5 separate regions of the Homo sapiens genome follow, and regions 2, 3, 4 and 5 are each linked to region 1. Evidence: chromatin contacts called from ENCODE Hi-C or POLR2A ChIA-PET data. All regions are on one chromosome and are shown on one strand. The core of a region is the stretch at or near the end of the contact, and the rest is flanking DNA. Distances in the headings are between cores, read along the strand shown.

Region 1 (2,780 bases), core at 43-2,542:
GTGGTGGGGGAGTGCGAACTGTCAGTCTGGTTAGGTCCAGCCTAATTCCCGGTCTCCCTGCAAAGCCCCTGCGGGCTATGCCGGGATGCGAATGCGGGGGGGTGGAGGGGAGCGGCGCGAAGGGAGGGTGGGGGAGGAATTTCTGGAAAACAAACTTCTGGGCCTTCAGACCACTTACTTAGCAGGGCGCAGCCTAACCCGCGCTTGGCTTCGGAAGCCGCGACCAGGGTTGTCCCCTCTCCCCCCAGCTTTGGCTGCCGCCGCCGCGTACCGGGCGGCCCGCCAAGCCCCCAGAGCCCCTGCGCTCTCCCTCCAAAGCAGGAGTGCGGTGGACATAGGATGAGGTCGACTTTCACTGGCCAGTCCCAGGTGCCTACGCCCCGCGCTGGGGGACAGGAGCCGGGAGGCACCCCAGGAAGGGTCCTCTGCCCGCCGGCCCCCGCGAAGAGGAAGGGACTCCGCGGAAGGGGGCGGGGAGGAGGAGTGGTCTGGCCGCTCCGGCCGGGATTTGCCTGGACTTGAAGACGCTCAGGAGCCCAAAGCTCGGAGAGCCTCCAGAAGGCTTCTCCCTCATTGGCCAGGAGTCCGAGGGAGCCGAGGAAGGATCCGCGGCCCTGGGGTGGGGCGGTGAGGGAGAGGGGGAGAGGGAGGGAGGAGGGGGAGAGGGAGGGGGAGAAGGAGGGAGAGGGGAGACAGAGTGGGGGAGGGGTGCCGAGGGCCGCGGCTGCCAGTTGATGCAACCCGGGTCCCGGGTTACGCGCTCGGCTTTCCCTCCCCGAGCCCAGGACACACCGACTCAGCTCCGGACAGCCTGAGGCTCAGACGCGGTTCGGGGTTCCAGGGAAGAGGGGCGTCGCGCGGCCGCCGCTTACCTCTCCGGGGCCCGAGTCGCCGACGCCGCCCGGGGCGAACCGCAGGTAGTCCTTGAGCTCTGCGCGGCACTCGGAGTCCGCCACGATCATGGTGCGCGCCAGGACCCGGTCGCGGCTCGCCGACGACCCGTGCACCCGAGTGGGTTTCGGAGGGACGCCCGAATGAAGCCGGGACTGGGCGCCGCCGGGGAGCTTCTAGAACCCCGGGGCGTCTCTCGGGGCTCCAGAACGCTCCGGAATCCGAGAACGGCCGCTTTGGTGCTGGACTCTTCCCCCAGTCGGGCTTCGGGAACGGCGAACGGCCTCGGGGGCCTGGGAAGGGCCGCAGCGCAGGGGTTTTCACGGCCTCGGAAGTCCGCAGGGGCCAGGGCTGCTCCCGGACCCAGCGCTCCTCAGCATCCCCGCCGCGGAACTGCCAGCGCTCGCCGGGCTCTGACACCAGCAGTTCAGCCCGCTGCGGTCCCCGGGGGAGGGCGGGGACACAAAAGCCCGGCGGTCCAGCCAATCAGAGGTCTGTTTCCCCGGGGAGGCGGGGGAAACTCCGCCCCCTGGAGTCACGGGCTCCGCCAATCAGCACCGGGGAGCGCCCGGAATTCTGGGAGTTGTAGTCCGCCTCGGGTGAATGCTGCAAACTTTTGCAAGACGGTTTAGTCAGATCCCTGGCAACACCAGACGGCAGTGACAGCCCTAAGAGTCATTAGGGTTGCGTGATGAAAAGGGACTTCACTGGGCTAGGCCAAACAGCCGAGTGTGAAATCTCCTAAATGAATTCTTCATCTTTTCAGTTCCTGGAGGGACTGGCTAGGGTTAAGAGAGGTTTGGCTCGCGTCCTATCCGGTGCTGCTAATTATAGAACTGAACCCCAGATATTTAGAGGTCAGAGGGCACAACCCTGCTCCCCCTGGCCTCGGGGAAGCTCCAAAGATGCGAGACACAGGGAATTCACCTTATTTGTGGAGCCTCAGGAAAAGCCTTCATTCCTTGAAATGTCATTGGTAACTTCGTGTGGAACCTCAATCCCTATTGCTGGAAGTTTTCTTCCTTCTGCTACCCGTCCTGGCTTCCACCCCTCCCACCCTCCTCGAAACTTTGTAACAAGGTGTTCTGCTGGATCTTTGCTCACCTCTCCCTCTGGCCTTCTCTGACTCCTCTTTCACCACCCACTTCCTAAAACGTGGGTGCTTCCCCAGTTTGTTTTTGCCCCTCTTCCCTCCAGACACTCTCCCTGATCTCATTCACTTCCTGGCCTTCAACTCGCCTCTTGCCAGAAAGTTGCCTCTACCAACACCTCAGCACCTCCAAGCTAAATTCATTTTCTATTCATTTCAAACGGAGCCTCTTCCTTCACAGTTTTCCTTCAGAGCTCCTTTTTTTGTTTCCATTTTAAAGTTATTGTTTATTCTAGACAGGGAATCCTGCCAGGGGTGAGGGTGGATAAGACCCCCAAGTCCCCCTCTGAGACTTCTAAGTCTAAGCTTACAATTCCAAAGATGAAACCGACTTGGTTTCCTGCCTCCAGATTCTTGGGAAAAAGAGATTAATCTCACCCTCCCCTGAGCTCCCAAGGCACTTGAGCTGGATCTCTTTTCACATGTATCACATTCTACCTAGTTTTTTTTGTTTTTTGTTTTTTTGTTTTCTGTTTTTTTGTTTTTGTTTTTTGTTTTTTAGTAAATAGAGACAGGGTCTCAATATGTTGCCCAGGCTGGTCTCAAACTCCTGAGCTCAAGCGATTCTCTCACCTCAGCCTCCCAAAGTGCTAGGATTATAGGCATGAGCCACCATGTCCAGCCACATTCTGCCTTGTATTGTAATTTTCTATGTACATGTTTTATCTGACCCTTTTTTCTTTTTATTAGTATTGTTTTTTAGAGATGGGGTCTAGCTCTGTCACCCAGACTGGAGTAC
Region 2 (2,700 bases), core at 86-2,585, 630 kb after region 1:
GAGCATATGAGTGGATGTTTGGGTGATCTCTGCAGCCACCTGGGGCTGATGTGGCAAAGGAAGTGGCCAGACCTCAGGAGGCTGGGTAGGGAACCCCAGAGCTGGGGAAGTAGGGGCCAGGGCTCTTCCCACGCAGAGCAGACTGGGCTGACCTAAGGTGGGAAAAGGCAGGATGTCCCCCTCACCGCCCCACTCCCCTGAGGGACCAGGGAGGGGGCTTCCTGTCTGGCCACACTGTGAAATCTAGACTCCCATCCCTTGGCTGCCCCTGGACCCCCGCCCCCCGCCGCCATGGCTTCCATCTCCTGAAAATCCTGAGTCCCAGGCCAGATGGCATCTAAAGAGCTGTGTTTTAGAGGCTGGTGGGTGGTTTTCAGCAACAGGTGGAAAACCACTTTTACCCACAAGAAGTGGAAAAAACTGCTAATGGCCTCGGGACCACATGGAGGGTAAAGGCCACCCCCGATCCTGCACACACCTGGCCTCACCACGGTGGTGGTGGAGTCAGACAGGGTTGGGTGGGTATGTCTTCTTCAGGAGGCAGTTTCGAGGCCTCAAGAAAGGATGGTGTGAGATGAAAGGGGGTTAATGAAGGCAGGGCACGGTGGCTCACGCCTGTAATCCCAGCACTTTAGGAGGCCGAGGTGGGTGGATCACCTGAGGTCAGAAGTTCAAGAACAGCCTGGCCAACATGACTAAACCCCATCTCTACTAAAAATACAAAAATTTAGCTGGGCATGGTGGCAGACGCCTGTAATCCCAGCTACTCAGGAGGCTGAGGCAGGAGAATTGCTTGAACCCGGGAGGCAGAGGTTGCAGTGAGCCGAGATCGAACCATCGCATTCCAGCCTTGGCGACAGAATGAGACACTGTTTCAAAAAAAAAAAAAAGAAGAAGAAGAAGAAGAAGAACAAAGAAAGAAAGAAAGGGAGTTAATGAGCAGTGGGGGCCTCAGCAAAGGCACTGGCATTCAGCCAGGTGGAGGGTCTCGGTGAGAGGACTGAGGGTGAGGGATGGAAGCCCGCCCGGTCTGAGGGATAGGGCCTAGTGAGAGATGCGGCACAGTGGGATGGGAGTCACCTGCAGACCTCAGCCTTGCTCCCTGACCCTCCAGCCCTGGCCTGCCCCCGGCCAGCCCAGAGCCTGGAGGAGAAGCCGGAACTCTTGCAGGATGGTGGTTTCCTGCCCCTGCCCAAAGTCCCGGTTCCCTTTTGATGAAATCCCCCAGGCGGCTGGGCCAGCTCAGCCCTCTCACCTCACCCTGGGAACTTCTCTTTCTTCTCAGCCCTGCCCAGTTCTGTACCCTCTGGTCCCACACCGTCACTGCCACGGAGGACCTTCCTCAAGGGAAAGGAGGGAAGTGAAAGTTCACTGGGCACTTACTGTATGTCTGATGCTTTCAGTGATGTGACCCCATTTGATGCTGAGAAGCAACCCCAGGAGGTGGACATTTGTATTCTTATTTTATAGGCAAAGATGCTGCCGCTCAGGGAGATGAACTGACTTGCCCAATGCCTTAAGCTAGTTGTCAGGCAGGCTAGAATTTGAGCCTAAATCTGCCTCTAGATCCCACAGATACTTGGTGAGGGTTGCGGGGGCAGGACATCCTGTGTCTACATCAAAGAACTGGCATAGCTTTGGGAAGTGTGGGCCTCGAAAAAGGATGGGTGGACCTGGGGTTCCTATGTCCAGCAGTAGGGGTGAGTGGGAGGCAGGGTCCCTCCCTGCTGGGTGACCAGCTGCCATATGACAGGGGTGGTGTGTTCGACCGGAAGTATGACATTCACTAGTTAGGAACAGCATGATCTCCTGCTCAGGCTTTGGAGAACACAGCAGTGGGGGAGGGAACAGAACTCTGGACTTGAATTAATAGTCCTGACTTTGAATCCCTTGTCTGGCTGTGTGATCCTGGGAAAGTAACTTCCCCCTATGCAAAAGAGAAGGTGGAGTGGTAAATGGTCCCTGGGGGCCATTCTGGTTTTGGTTATTGGTCACACTTGGCCACTGCACATCGGGCAAGAGCCACATGTCATGAAGCCCTCACAACAACTACTCAGAAGGTGCAGATGCAACAACTAAGGCTCAGAGGCTTATGTCAAAGATCCAAGGTCATAGAGCTACTGAAGAATGGAGCTGGGGAGGGCCACAGGGCAGATGTTGAAGTGAGGAGCACTGCGGTCCAGGGTTGGACCTCAGTTTGATACTTGTAACCTGATTTTGACCCTGATGGGGATCTCGGAGGCGACTCCTGTAAACCAGATGTTCAAGAGACATATTTATAAACAGAACCAAGTGCCCAGAATGATGCTGTGGCTACTCTCTGAGCTGCCCCCTTTCTGGTATTAGCAGGCAGCGAAGTTCAGTGCTGAGAAAAGAGAGACCTGGCTTCTTCAGATTCAGCGACTGCCTGAGAAAATCTGGGCAGATATGGCTCTCTCTCTCTCTCTCCTGCGCCCCTCCCTCCCCCCACCTGCGCCCTGCCTGCTGTATCAAGGATTTAGAGCATGAGGCACAGGGCTGAGAACACTAGGTGCTCCTTAAGAGACACACGTTATTGCAGGGGTGTCCAATCTTTTGGCTTCCCTGGGCCGCATTGGAAGAAGAAAAATTGTCTTGAGCCACACATAAAATACACTAACACTAATGATAGCTGATGAGCTTTAAAAAATTGCAAAAAAGGCCGGGTGCAGTGGCTCATGC
Region 3 (2,945 bases), core at 261-2,760, 530 kb after region 1:
TGAAATGAAATGAGGATATAATTTTAAAAGGCAGTCACAAATGGAAACAGCCTTCAGTAGGAAGCCGACCTGGGTACTATTTCTAGCATAGCTACTATGCTTGAGTGAGTCACTTAAACTTTCTGGGCCTTATTTTTCTCCTCTGTAATACTGGCATCACTTCCCTACTGTTGATGTGGGAGTTAAGTAAGAACTTATATGGATTATATGGAACTAGCCATAAATTGTAAAACAAACATATATATGAACAAGTCCCAGACTGGGAATCAGAAGCCCTGAATTCCAGGCCTGGTTCTTCTGCCACTGTGTGATTTTGCGGTTTACTTGTGAAATGAAAGTGCTGGATTAAAATTATTATTTATATATACATAACTTCCTTAAAATCATATATACATATTTTGAGGCCAAAAAGGGCACTCAAGCACTTGCATTCCCCCAGACCTGGTATATAAAAACTGGCAAATGGAAAGTCATGACCATCTGAGGCAAAAGTGACAATTATGAGTTATCCAAATCAGAGACACAAACTGGATTATTGGATAACCTCAACATTATTCTTCAGCCAGTTTGGTGACTTTTTAACTGTTGCCTCACAGCACCTCTAGTCACTTAAAAAGTAAAAGTGGGATAAAGCAACTTAAAAGAAAAAGAGAAGTTGGACCTTCAGGAGCAAAAACTGATCAGCAGCTAGTCAGGGAAGACCGAAGACCACCAACTGGATGCTGAGAAGTGATCCCTCGGATCTGTGAGCCTGACTGTGGGGCTTTTTTAAAACATAAAGCCTTGCTGCCTCCGATTCTGAGACTGGCCGAAAAGTGAGATGCTTAAAAAAAAAAAAAAAATCAAGCCTTGCTACCTCCGATTCTGAAACTGGTCGAAAAGTGCCCGTGAGGAGCCCGAGTTCGACACATTCCTCCAAGGCAGCACCCAACTTTGGAGTTCAGTCCCAGGAGGGGCAGGAGGTCCCCACCAGGGAGACCGCGGCGGCGGGGGAGGCAGCGCAAAGGGATCCCGAAGGCGACCAGTCAGGGCAAGCAGGGGACCCGCTGTCCCTCCCCCGACCTCACGGGGTCCGAGAACAATCCCCACGGTTGCTAAGCACCCGGACACGCCGGCCGCGGGAGCCTGGACCGGGTCCCGGCTCCCGCACGTGCCCCGCCGGCCCCCAGCGGGGTGGGTGCGGCTCCTCAGCCTGGCGGGCCTGCCACACCCTGCTCCGGGGACCCCGCCGGGCGTCCCCACAGAATCTGGAGCTCCGGGCCGCGCCTCCTGCGTCCCCAGTTCCCGGCCGCCGCCCCAGCCCGCGCACCTTGCACAGCTGCTGCCCCTGAGACAGCGCCTCGAAGGGGAAGCGCTGGTGGCACTTGGTGCAGGCGTAGAGCGCCGCCATGTCCGGCCCGGGCCGCGCTCACCGACCCGCCGGCCCGGCCCGCCGATTTATCTGACAGTCTGAGGCACAACCCGGCGGCGGCTGCAGGCTGCTGGCTGCGGCAGGCGGGCGGGCGCAGGCGGGTCGGGGCGGACCCGGGCGGGCTGGGGCGGGCACGGCGACTCTAGACGCCCGCTCACTGGTGGGCTTTGACGTCGATCAAGTGGGAAGGGGCGGAACACGGAGCTTTCGCCCACTCTGATTCGGTCTGGCCTGGAGTACGCCACTGTGACGCTCCAGGCCGCGATTATGTAAAGCGCAGTCACGCGGGGGCGCCACCTGGAGGGGACAGGCTCCCGGCCGGGACCTCGGAAGAGCTTAGGCTCCGCCCTACTTGCTCAGCGTTCCCGCCCTCGCTCCGCCTCTCCACGGCCTCAGGCGCATCTGCGCTTCTCGCGATACCTTCGGGGATTTGTGATGTTTTGGTTTCCATGGAGCTGCCCTCTGGGAGCACGAGGGGTACAATTGGAACGAAGGCGGCGCACAGTTAACTGGAACTCTGCAGCCGTCCAAGCCCAAAGAAGGTGGGGAGCTTGGGAAAGAAGTTCCTCATAATCGGAGCAGGAGGAGCCCGCCCAGCCTCGCTCAAAGGAGGAGACGAGACTCTGAGGGACAATTTAGAAGTGTGTCCTCAATTTAAGACACCTAAATAGGGAACTGTGGGGCTGTGGGCCTTAGGAGAGAAAAGGAGAGCCCCAGAGAGAGCACCCCTATGCTGCGGAAGAGGGACTAAAGAGATGGCAGTCCTTCCAGGAGGGATTGGACAGATATTCAGGCGTCCGGTGGCCTGCAGGCCCCCATCAGAGTGGGCTGCAATTGGCCCAGACCTGCTTCCTACTTTGTTTTCTCCGGTTTCACCCCCAGCTTCTCTCGCAAGCAACCACCTGGTGATTCCTGACGAGGCCTGACTTCCGGAAGGCAAGCCACGCCCTCCGGGCTCCCCTGCCTCTCTTTGGCTCCAGCTTGGCATGTATAGGAGCTGCCCAAGGAATGACAGACTTCTTGTTCTTGAGGTGTTGGCAAAGCTTCCTGCACTGCTGACCTATCCAAGTCCTGCCTTGTAGCTGCTCTTGGGCATAGGTTACTCTTGGCTCTGCCAACCACCCGTACAGGACTAATTGCAGTTTTACCTCAACGTGCGCTTTTTACAATTAAAAACTGACTTAATGGCTTCTATTTCCCTGCCTCAACAAAAAAAATTTACTCTCTCTGAACCCAAATCTGGCTGCTTCCTTGTAGGATCCCCCAAAGATGTGCATTAATCATTAGGATCAGAAAGCAAAGTTTCCAAATCACTGTTCCACAACTAACTACATGACCTTGGATCTATCACTGAACTTCTCACGGCCTCGTTTTTCTCAATTGTACAATGAGGTCATTGTGAGAATCAAAACCAGTACATGAGTCGGGGCGGGATGGCTCACAACTGTAATCCCAGCACTTTGGGAGGCTGAGGCCAGAGGATCACTTGAGCCTTGGGATTTAAGACCAGCCTGGGTCGGCCGGACGCGGTGGC
Region 4 (2,700 bases), core at 67-2,566, 520 kb before region 1:
GTGTTAGCCAGGATGGACTGCGCCCGGCCTGTACACACTTTTTATTCTGCATGTGTAACTGTCTGAACTGTGTTAGCTGTTTGTTTGTTTTAAATTAGAACAGCACTACTGGGGCCCGGCGCGGTGGCTCACGCCTGTAATCCCAGCATTTTGGGAGGCGGAGGTGGCCGGATCACCTGAGGTCAAGAGTTAGAGACCAGCCTTACCAACAAGGTGAAACCCCGTCTCTACTGAAAATACAATTGGCCAGGCATGGTGACGGGCTCCCGTAATCCCAGCTACTTGGGAGGCTGAAGCAGGAGAATCGCTTCAACCCTGGAGGCAGAGGTTGCAGTGAGCCAAGATCGTGCCACTGCACTCCAGCCTGGGAGATAGCACTCCAGCCTGGGAGATGGAGTAAGATTCCATTTAAAAAAAAAAAAAAAGCACCAGTAACGTCAATTTAAATCCCTGTAAAACTCATACCATCAAGTGGCTTCAGAGGCAATTTCCTTTTTCGGACGAGAAAATGCGTGCACAGAGCAATTCTCTGACCTGCCCAGTATCACAGACCTCTTGAAGGATGGCACAGACAGCCTATGAGAGAGAGCTGAGCTGTGGAGGACGATGAAGAGGCGAAGGGCTCCTGTGGTTTCCAGAGATAAAGAAAAGCTAGGGAAAAAACGCCAATATAGATAGGGGCAGTTTTCTGGGTAGCTCTGCTCTTATGGAGCTCGCCAAATATAAGATGGTATATTCCTTAAACAGGATGCTGAGAAAACAAGAATCTTCATTTATTTCTCTTTTCCCCAATGCCCAACAATAGTAGCGACAGGAGCTCACAAAATACAGGTTAACTAACACATGGAAACAACAGATGAGTACACTCACACGCACACCTGGAGAGGGCAGCAAAATTGGGAGTTTCCTCGGGGAGCTGCCCTTCAGAGGCACCTCAACTTTTTCGAGTACATGAACCCACGGCCCGCAGGTCGGCTAACAGCTTTCCAACCTTTACCAAGCCTCATGTCTGAGCATTATTGAAGAGGCCGAAGAAAGCAATAAGCTACACATGACACGAATGTCATCTTTGCCTGGTTAGCAGGGTGGTGTGAAACCCCATTTCCCTCTCAGACGACCCAGCTCACCTGCGCAGGTGAGGGCCGGGCGCTTCCGCACAGGCGCAGAAGCAAGGGCGGACACCATCTTGAGCCGCAGCTCAAGGTGGCACAACCGCCGTCAGAGAGAAGGCGTACAAAAACCAGGCTGCGACGGGGTGGGGAAGCATGGAGGGAACCTGGCTACAGCCGGGCAGAAGGTGGCCCTCCTCCATCCGCAGGCACGGCGCACGCGCCGTCCAGCCGCCAAGCCCGGCCCCCGCAGGCGGAGCTCCAGAGCCTGTCCCGGAAACCCGGAGCCAAGGGCCCTAAAGGGCGTGGGACCTTCTGTAATTCCCTCCACTAGCTGAAGACCGCTGGCTTTCACCACACCATGTCAGCTTCCCACGTGCAAACCCGGCAGCTGTAATTAAACATCACAGTTCCAAAGGCTTCTCAGTAGTAAGGAGGTGCACCAGCTGCCCAGAAACCACTAGCGATGAGCGATGCTCATGACAAAGTGGCATTGCTTCCTAAAGCAGAAAAAATTGATTGCAAGTGGACTTACAGATCTGAATCCTAGGGACACCTTTACTTCCACTCTCATTTTCAAAACATTCATGACACGCAGGCCACAAGTCAACTTTCAAATAAAAGTCAAATAAGTGGTAACATCAAGTGCAATGTTAGCTCCATAATGAAAAACGAAAACTTAATTTTTTTAGTATGTTTTGAGACGGAGTTTCACTCTTGTCGCCCAGGCTGGACTGCAATGGCATGATCTCGGCTCACTGCAACCTCCACCTCCTCCTGGGTTCAAGCAATTCTCCTGCTTCAGCCTCCCGAGTAGCTGGGATTACAGGCGTGCACCACCACACCCGGCTAATTTTTGTATTATTAGTAGACATTAGTAGAGACGGGGTTTCACCATATCGGCCAGGCTGGTCTCGAACTCTTGGCCTCAGGTGATCCACCTGCCTTGGCCTCCCAAAGTGTTGGGATTACAGGCGTGAGCCATTGCCCCCGGCCGAAAACTTTTATTACAAGAGCATTTACTTTCTCACTGGTAGAGAAAGCTCCAAGGTGTGGGAACCAGGACTTCAAACATTCTAGGTAGGACTTCTAACGTTTTGGGGTCTCTATTTACAAGGCTTAACAGAGACATCGTGAAAGGATGTAAACCCATGAGCACTGAGCCATACCCTAGCTGAAGTACTGTCAAGTGGAAGCCCTCTAATTCCAGAGGATTCATTCACATGTAGCTTTTTAAAAGGTGAGGACAAAATAAAGTGGTTAAGTGTTTTGATTAGTCTCAATAATTCTCCACTTACCCTGGTAATAAGTCCCAGTTTAATAATCCATTGCAATTTGAAGAATTGCCTTTAAAAAAAGTTCAATAGGGCCGGGCACGGTGGCTCACGCCTGTAATCCCAGCACTTTGGGATGCCAAGGCAGCTGGACCACGAGGTCAGGAGTTTGAGAACAGCGTGGCCAACAAGGTGAAACCCTGTCTCTACTAAAACTACAAAAATTAGCCGGGCACGGTGGCAGGCACCTGTAATCCCAGCTGCTCAGCAGGCTGAGGCAGGAGAATCACTTGAATCCAGGCGGCAGAGATTGCAGT
Region 5 (2,700 bases), core at 21-2,520, 600 kb after region 1:
AATCATGACTGCAATGAAAACGATGGCATGAGCATTTGTTACCATCAGGCTTCCGCCCTAGATTATGAGCTCCCTGAGGACAAGCAGAGGGTTCATCTCTCTTTATAGCTAGAACCCAGCACAGCGCCTGGCACTCAGGAGGCACCCAATTACTTTGGCTGACTGGATAGACATACATACAGACGGACGGATAAATGGCTGGAAGAGGAGTGATTGAAAAAATACATTTTAAAATGCCCTGGCTGCATTTCTTAGAGCAGTTATAATGCGCGCAATTCACACGGGAATTATTTTCACCCTTTGAGGGTCCGCACCCACCGGTGCCCCAGTCGCCTTTCCCAGGCAAGGCCACTGGGCGGGGCATCCGGGGCCGTCGGAGTGACGTAACAGCGGGGCGCGTCCGGAGCCGGCCCTCACTTCCTGATTGGCAAGCGCGGTGGCCACACCCACCGCCGCAGCCGTCGGAGTAGAGATGGTGGCAGCGATGGGCGGAGGGGGAGGCCCGGCGTTCGCGCAGACGGCGGTGGGGCGGTGGGGCGGTGGGGCGGTGGGGCGGCCGCGCCGGCTTCAGGGCGTCGGGGTCTCCCGGGGCACGTTCATGAAGCCGGCGAGGTGGAGACTGGGCGCCGAGCGGTTTGCGAGGCTCGCGCGGTTCCGGGGGGCAGTGGGACGGCGGAGGGCTCGTGCGCTGCGGCTGGACCGCTCCCCGCGGCGGGCCGGGCACAGGGTGTGACCGGGCCTCCGGGCGCTCGCTGCAGCGCGTCTATTTCGGTGCCTCTGACCTCAGCGAGGAAAGTCCCAGAAACACAGCCCCACCCTCCCTCTCACCCTCCTTGACACGCTCGCCTCTTCCCCACCACCCCAAACTCAGACCCAGAAGAACTGCGGGAAACTAGGCGCCTGCAGACCTGGTTTCTTAGCCCTAACTCTGTGTGACCCAGAACAGGAGTCCATGACTTGTGGACGTTAGTCCGCTTATCTGTAAAATGAAGCGACACCTGCGTTAGATGATGCGAGGTATGAAGTACCCTGCACTAGGGGTGCTGGTGCTAGGTGCTCCAGGGTTACTAGTTTCTTCCTGATCCTGCCGCTGATGTGCTCTGTGTCTTAGAGCAATTTCACTTAACCTCCGGGGCCAGGCTTCCCCCATCCTAGGATGAGTCAATTGCCTTTCTAGTCCCAGGGTCCTGGGGGCCAGGCCTTCTTGAATCATGGAGTCCGTGGCAAGCTAAGAGCAGGCACCGCCTCCTGGTGTCGGGGCTCTTGCCTTTCTGAGCCCTCACCCTCTTCTTTCCCCATGCTCCCCACCCCCCAGCTCAGGGCCCTCCAGCCTTGTCTCTTGACTTCTCTAAGGTTCCTCTGACAAGTGAGTTTTCTCATCCTCCCTGATGGCTCGAATGAGGTTGTGCCTAAGATGGCTGGGCTCCCCAGAGGCTCTTTGAGGTTTCAGTCTGCTGAGACCTTAAAGGGCATCCCAGGACAACCTTCCTGCATGTTCCTACCAAGGTTGAGTCACTCCCCTGCACAAAACCATTCAGAGGCTCCGTATGGCCCTCAGGCCACTTGGCAAGACCCACAGGCCACAATACCAAGGTCTCTCTTCTCAGCCAAGCCCCCAGGCAGGCTATAGCCAGACTCAACTTTCAGCTGTCTTTCCTCTCTCCCAGTGACACAAACCTCTGCTGGGATCACTTCTTCCCTGAGCCATCCCCTCACACCTTTTACCTGGCTAACTCCTCATCCCTGATCATCATGGAAGAGGATGGATCCTGACCCCTAAGGTGGGTCTCAGTTCAGCTGAGGACTGGTGAGTGACTGCTGACCTCACTCAGCGCAGCCACTCCCCTCCTTGCCTCCTTCCCTCTGCCCACGTTGAACTTTCAGCTGCTTGAAAATACATGTCTCTCTCGCCTCTGAGCCTTTGCACCTGTTTTTCTCTCAGACCTAAACACTCTTCCCTTCCCTATTTAACTTGTATTTATCCTTCAAAAAAAAAAAATCTCAGTTTAGGGCCAGGTGTGGTGGCTCATGCCTGTAATCCCAGCATTTTGGGAAGCCAAAGTGGGCGGATCACCTGAGGTCAGGAGTTCAAGACCAGCCTGGCCAACATGGCAAAACCCCATCTGTACTAAAAATAGCAAAAATTAGCCGAGCATGGTGGCATGCACCTGTAGTCCCAGCTACTCAGGAGGCTGAGGCAGGAGAATCGCTGGAACCCAGGAGGCAGAGGTTGCAGTGAGCCGAGATTGCACTACTGCACTCCAGCCTGGGCGACAGAGCGAGACTCCGTCTCAAAAAAAAAAAAAAAAAAAAAAAAAAAAAAAAATCAGTTTAGAAGTCAGTTTCTCTATGGGTTGGAGGCTGGAGTTCATGACCAGCCTCTGCAATATAGAACACATACTGTCTTGGCAGTATTTAATGTCTCCCCATTAGAATGTAAGTTATCGGTTGGCAGTGGTGGTGGCTCACACCTGTAATCCCAGCACTTTGGGAGGCCAAGGTGAGATGATTGCTTGAGGCTAGGAGTTCAAGACCACCCCGAGCAACATAGCAAGACCCCATTTCTACTAAAAAAAAATTTTTTTTTTTTGAGATGGAGTTTCACTCTTGTTGCCCAGGCTGGAGTGCAATGGCGTGGTCTCATCTCACTGCAACCTCCACCTCCCGGGTTCAAGCAATTCTTCTGCCTCAGCCTCCCAA

What was found. A loop is a pair of places that touch in the nucleus more often than their neighbours do. ChIA-PET counts read pairs that join two places held with the same protein, here RNA polymerase II (POLR2A). Pooled maps may share reads with other maps.
Region 2: a loop to region 1 is called in a pooled map, with 3 times the contacts of the local background. The contact joins the enhancer-like site here to the promoter of SESN2 in region 1. A Hi-C loop is called at or near these places in 1 of 37 single-sample maps with no recorded cell type and 4 of 50 pooled maps. POLR2A ChIA-PET finds 5 or more read pairs at or near these places in 2 of 52 experiments (A673 and GM12878).
Region 3: a pooled map shows a loop between it and region 1 (10-fold over the local background). The contact joins the promoter of FAM76A here to the promoter of SESN2 in region 1. A Hi-C loop is called at or near these places in 1 of 168 maps with a recorded cell type or tissue (naive thymus-derived CD4-positive, alpha-beta T cell), 1 of 37 single-sample maps with no recorded cell type and 14 of 50 pooled maps. POLR2A ChIA-PET finds 5 or more read pairs at or near these places in 2 of 52 experiments (T-cell and WTC11).
Region 4: a pooled map shows a loop between it and region 1 (2.8-fold over the local background). The contact joins the enhancer-like site here to the promoter of SESN2 in region 1. A Hi-C loop is called at or near these places in 4 of 50 pooled maps. POLR2A ChIA-PET finds 5 or more read pairs at or near these places in 3 of 52 experiments (A673, H1 and WTC11).
Region 5: a loop to region 1 is called in a pooled map, with 4 times the contacts of the local background. The contact joins the enhancer-like site here to the promoter of SESN2 in region 1. A Hi-C loop is called at or near these places in 1 of 50 pooled maps. POLR2A ChIA-PET finds 5 or more read pairs at or near these places in 3 of 52 experiments (A673, OCI-LY7 and WTC11).

What each region holds. Positions count from the first base shown.
Region 1 is chr1:28,258,030-28,260,809 of GRCh38, reverse strand. SESN2 (sestrin 2) reads right to left here and starts at 1,292. Exons shown (of 10, transcript NM_031459.5): 1 at 873-1,292. The coding sequence starts at 962. RefSeq lists silencers at 382-441, 1,222-1,431 and enhancers at 701-1,549, 1,542-1,721.
Region 2 is chr1:27,630,331-27,633,030 of GRCh38, reverse strand. All of the region lies in intron 1 of FGR (FGR proto-oncogene, Src family tyrosine kinase), which reads left to right. Among named protein-coding and RNA genes, the nearest start is that of FGR, 3.5 kb to the left of the region's middle. RefSeq lists enhancers at 351-400, 801-940, 1,071-1,120, 629-1,129. Within about 2 kb of position 1,335, at least 25 of the 41 ENCODE cell types and tissues checked have a DNase peak (open chromatin) inside an H3K27ac peak, as active enhancers do; they include GM12878, where a contact is called at or near this core.
Region 3 is chr1:27,724,526-27,727,470 of GRCh38, reverse strand. It overlaps FAM76A (family with sequence similarity 76 member A), which reads right to left and starts at 1,510. Exons shown (of 9, transcript NM_152660.3): 1 at 1,310-1,510. The coding sequence starts at 1,390. RefSeq lists silencers at 986-1,685, 1,524-2,166.
Region 4 is chr1:28,773,972-28,776,671 of GRCh38, reverse strand. No RefSeq gene overlaps it. Among named protein-coding and RNA genes, the nearest start is that of OPRD1, 37 kb to the left of the region's middle. RefSeq lists an enhancer at 1,221-1,515. Within about 2 kb of position 1,316, at least 22 of the 41 ENCODE cell types and tissues checked have a DNase peak (open chromatin) inside an H3K27ac peak, as active enhancers do.
Region 5 is chr1:27,657,866-27,660,565 of GRCh38, reverse strand. LINC02574 (long intergenic non-protein coding RNA 2574) reads left to right here. Exons shown (of 2, transcript NR_151722.1): 2 at 1-238. Among named protein-coding and RNA genes, the nearest start is that of LINC02574, 3.5 kb to the left of the region's middle. RefSeq lists a silencer at 481-720 and an enhancer at 830-1,330. Within about 2 kb of position 1,270, at least 31 of the 41 ENCODE cell types and tissues checked have a DNase peak (open chromatin) inside an H3K27ac peak, as active enhancers do; they include OCI-LY7, where a contact is called at or near this core.